2 separate regions of the Mus musculus genome follow, and region 1 is linked to region 2. A link is a loop called in an ENCODE intact Hi-C map of the cell type or tissue named here. Cell type or tissue: heart. All regions are shown on one strand.

The links. A loop is a pair of places that touch in the nucleus more often than their neighbours do. Peaks named below come from ENCODE experiments on the same cell type or tissue, not always from the same donor. Only the 100,000 strongest peaks of a DNase experiment are listed, where the experiment ranks them.
Region 1: it touches region 2 in a loop (5-fold over the local background); 9 of 42 quality-filtered maps call a loop at or near these places.

Annotation. Positions count from the first base shown.
Region 1 is chr1:93,079,767-93,082,266 of GRCm38, forward strand. All of the region lies in intron 2 of Kif1a (kinesin family member 1A), which reads right to left. Among named protein-coding and RNA genes, the nearest start is that of Kif1a, 21 kb to the right of the region's middle. In heart, a CTCF peak has its summit at 1,367; no DNase peak of the experiment used is centred here; H3K27ac peaks cover 500 bases.
Region 2 is chr1:92,955,566-92,958,065 of GRCm38, forward strand. It overlaps a transcript of Gpr35 not described here. Among named protein-coding and RNA genes, the nearest start is that of 9430060I03Rik, 6.2 kb to the left of the region's middle. In heart, a CTCF peak has its summit at 1,258 (motif pointing right); a DNase peak (open chromatin) is centred at 1,256; H3K4me3 peaks cover 227 bases.

The DNA of each region.
Region 1 (2,500 bases), 120 kb after region 2:
AGAAAGCAATGGGCTGTCCTGTGGAACCAGGAGGGTGTTGAAATGGGGCCATGCAGGCCTGGAAGCCAGTCCCCTGGATCAGCTCATTAAAGACTCCATCCCTTCAACCCCTTACCAGGGCTGGGCCCCTGGGAGCCAGGCTCTTTCAAGAGAAGCTGCACAATACAAGGTCTGTGGGGCCTGCACAGGGGTGGCCACCCAGTGGGAAAGACAAAGGTGGGGGTGGGGCAGTGTGCAGAGTGGCAGGGAGAAAGAAATTAATTGGGCACTTTTCTCGGAATCAGAATGTCCCCCTGCAGCCAGGGACACAGCAGAGAGAAGGTTGTGTGTGCTGAGCAGATCCAGTTGCCTTCAGACCCCAGAGGTTTCTCTGTGTGGCTAGAGGGTTCAGAAGTGACCTGGATTGGGACCGTAGGGAATACCAAGCATCAAGTACTCCTTCGCATAGGTCGGGAAACTGAGGCCTAAAGAGATGACCCACTAAGGTCAGTCCCAAGTAAGCCAAGTGTACAGTGGAGTCCCTTCCTCCCTGGCTCTTTATCCTTGGCTCTTCTGGGATTCAGTTCAGGGCACATCCTGGGATGACTCTTTAAAGTGGCCCAGGGATCCATCATCAGCCTGCCTTGAGTCCCTGCAGAGGGACATGACTGACCCAGAGCCCACATCATCTCCGTGACCTCTGTGTATAAAGTATGGCTTAAGGAGAGATAAACACAAGAGGTGTAGCCTGTCCCGTTGTATAGTGAGGATACACAGCGTAAATAAAGCCCATGAACTCCACTGACTGGCCCAGGCTGGCTGTGTCAGCGACAGACAGACAGATGTACTGAGGACGTGACTGCTAGTTCTGGAAGGTTCAGGCAAAGAACACTATTCACCCAGATGACAATTACAGAATAACAAAAGGTGCCTGGGGCACTCATACTGGTCCCAAAGTCCTCCTCCTCCCTCCATAGGCCCAGTGGTCACCCAAAGAGGCAGAAACAGATACATCTGAGACCCTCAACTCCAGCAGCTGCCTGTGAACTAAGAAACAATAGAGCACCGCGTGAGTCCTGTCATCACCTGACCCCCTGAGGGCGGACCACGTAGGTCACTGTTGGTGCCAACCATCGGGTACAATTTGTACCAGCAGAAGCTTGTGGAAGGCAGTGGGCAGAACCCACATGAGTCCCAGGCTCACATGACCACCAAGCCCAGACAGCCCTGAACAGAGGTGATGACCAGTTCTTATCCTAAGACTTAAGCTTTTTTAGGTGGATTGTCATCAGCAAAGTCCACTCAAACACTGGGCCATTTGCAGAGGACCTCCAAAGTGAGAGCAGCCAACCTGGGGAGTCAGAAGCAAGGCTAACAGCTCCCCTAGTGGAGGAATGGAGGGACTGCCAAGGCAGATGGTCCTGCTGAGTTCTGTCCTCAGTCTGGGTGTGGTTGTCAGATTTGGAAAATCCAGGGAGCCTCCCACTGTGATCTGCCCACCTCTCTGTCTGTCAGTCACATCTCATTAAGAAAGCAGACAAGCGCTTCAGAGACTTCAGTCAAATCCTGCTGCTTATGGAACTTTTGGGGGCAGGTCTATGTCCCCAGCTTTATGCAAGGGCTGTCCCCTGGTTTATTGCTTCATAATCCCCAAGATTAGACCACACCTCCCACTTGTCACAGTCTGACATGACCAAATGAGAACCATAACAAAGAACAAAGTGGCGAGCTGGAACCCAAAGGCTATAATCAAAGTTAAATAGTGTTGGCTTCCACCCCCATCCTACCCCCCAATTCATATTTCTAAAACCTTAGGGTGTGGTCTTATCTGGAAACCGCATCTTTTTTTCTTTGACAAGCCCTCACTATGGTACCCAAGTACCAAGTATCAGATGAGACTCCCGCCTCAGCCTCCTGAGTAGCTGAGACTGCAGGCTTGAAAACGAGATTATAAAGACCGTGATTAAAGTGGGGGCATACTGAATTAACTTGTGCCTTATATCCTTGTAAAGAGGCCACCTGAGGACACAGCGATACATCCAGGCATGGTGGCATGTGTCTGCATCTCAGGCCAACCTGGAATTACAATATATGAAACTGACATAATAGTTCAAGGACAGCCTGGGCTACAGTGTGGACATTAATCCAGCTTAAGATACAGTCTGAGGATCCATCTCAAACAACCAGAACACAGGGACACAGAGAGCGGGGAGGCCACATGTGACAATGTAGGCAGAAGTGAGAGCAATGTGGCCACAAGCCCAGGCAGGGGACAACCTCCAGGGGCTTGGAGAGGCAGCAGGCGTGGTCCCCTGAATGGAGGGGAAGCACCCTGCCCACGCCTGGATTTTGAATGTCTGGCTTCCGGAACCTGAGAACAAATTTCTGTTTTGACAATCCCTCATCTGTGGTAGAGTCATGGTGAGCCCTGGGACCCCCATACACCATGTGGGTGAGGAAGGCTCGGGACTCTCGGACCTAGACTAGGTTGGCTCTTGGGTCTGGCTAGTAGGCATGGTCC
Region 2 (2,500 bases):
TAATGTTGAGAACAGTGAAGAAGATGGAGGGCTGGCTTGTGAAATTTCAGAGGGAAGATTAAAGACTCTTATCAGGGCCATTGCTGTTTTGATTGAGAAGATTCTGTGGTTCTGGTTAGCTGGGGCTGAAGAATCAGCTGTGGTTACCAAGATACCAGAACTACTAAAGCAAAACCTTTGTACTTCTGTGACTATTGATGCTGGTTAGCTGGAGCTAAGAAATTAGCGGCGATTAAGAAGAGACAACCATCACTGAGGTGAAATCTTCTGGGAAGTGTTTTCTGAGAGCACAAAGAGGCTTTGTTCCAGAAATAGCCAATGTTGTGCCTTGTGCTGCAACAGGACTTGGTAATGTGTAAGAGTCACCCGGGTGGTACTGGTTTTGAAGGCATGAAGGGGTCATGAAGAGCAGCCGAGGCTCAGCACTGTGAGAGGCCACGGAAGGTTATTGGTGAAGGTGCAGTCTTAGTTGCAATTGATGGCCCAGGACTGAAGGGATCATGCAAAGGGGTTGAGGCTTAGCACCATGAAGAGAGCCTATGAGAGGCTATTGGGGAAGCCTAGTTAGAGCGGAAGACAGAAGTGTTTTGGAGATGCCAGTACCATGAGATGACCACCAAGAACAGCAGCAGCAGTGGAGTACAGGCATCTGGAGCCTAGAAGACAAGCTGTGTGCTACAAAGGGCAGAGCTCGAGAAGTGATCCAAGCCCTTGGAGGAATCCAGAAGTCATGTGTGGATCCCAGACACTGGACGGTTGGAGTTTGATTTTGCTTTTGATTGTGACCGTGCCCTGATATTTTTCCCTCTTGAAGGAAGAAACTATTTTAGTGGAGCCCACAGTTAAGAGACTTTTAATTGTAAAAAGACTTTGGAGTTTAAAAGATATTGGATATTTTTAAGGGATTGAACTTTGAATATATAAAGACTGTGGGACTTTTAAAGTTTAGATATTGAGGATGAATAAGAATGTAAGGGTTGAGCCTTAATAGTGATGTGTTTGTGTGTCAAGTTGACAAGGGGTCATTTTTACTGGCTGGTTTTGTGTGTCACAGAGAAAGGAGCTTCAGTTATCACAAAGGAACCTCCCTTGAGGAAATGCCTCCATGAGATCCAGCTGTAAGGCATTTTCTCAGTTAGTGATCAGGTGGGGAGGGCCCATTGTGGGTGGTGCTATCTCTGGGCTGGTAGTCTTGGGTTCTATAAGAAAGCAAGCTGAGCAAGTCAGGGGATGTAAAGGGCTGCAATCTATGTGCCGCCACTAGATGGTGCTAAACCTCTTTGTGCGCAGCTGCGAGAGCACAGCCCGCCAAAGTCACCAGTCCGTCTCCCGGGGCTTTTGCCCAACCCCTGGGGGCTTTAACCTATCCCCAGGGTGCATGAGGATCACGGGTGTTGCTACCAGTCCTAGTTTAGACACATCACCAAAAGTATTTAAGCCACACACTTTCTGAACCTTCTTTGTCTACCTCAATATGATATAGAAGTAAAGTTAACCACGGAAGAACCTGGCGTGTCCTGTGTTTATTTCCTGCGGGACAGAGATAAGCTCGGGATAAGAGGAAGCAAGCCAGTAAGTAACATCCCTCCATGGCCTCTGCATCTGTTCCTGCTTCCTGATCTGCTTTGGTGATGAACAACAATGTGGAACTGTAAACTGAACAAACCCTTTCCTCCCCAACTTGCTTCTTGGTCATGATGTTTGTGCAGGAATAGAAACCCTGACTAAGACAGTATTAGAAGATAATCCTTGTCCCACTGTTGCTAGGTGTGGTGTCCTATAAATTCCATTCAGGAACGATCCAGTGTAACATGTCCTGACTAATATTTGGTTGCCTGTTCTGAGTTCCTGTGAAAGATGTTAGAATTTAGTGCCAGTCCATTTGACATTAATACACCCAAGCGAGCTTTCTTACAATTCATGCTCCAATTTTACAACTTCTCTACTGTTTTATATTGTTTTTGTTTTACTCTTAACTTTGCTTTGTATTTAAAGTGAGTGTCACATGGCCAGCATAATGTTACATCCTGGATTTAAAATTTACTGTAATAATCTTTGCTTTTATTTTATTTCTAGGGGGTATTTGTGTTTGTGTAGGTGAGCATGTGCCACGCACACATGGTAGAGGGCAACCGTCAGGAATCAGTGCTGTGTCTCCCCCTTTTCTGAGGAAAATCCCTCTTGTTCCTTCATTGCATGCTCTGGGCTTGCTGACCCACGATGGTCTTCTGGGTATTCTTGTCTCCACCTTCTGTCTCTCATTGAAGTGCTAGGACTACTGATGTGTGCCAGTGCATTCGGCTTTTCCCGTGAGCTACAGGATAGAGCCCAGACCATCTTTAGAGCCTTGACAACTTTCATGGCAAATGTTCTTACCTGCTGAGCACTATCTCCTCTGCTTGTCTTTGCTTTTTAATTAGAGTGTTTATATGAGGCTATGTTTATGTAATTGCTGATATTATTTGGTTTGAAGCGACCATCTTTGTTTTCTGTTTATCTC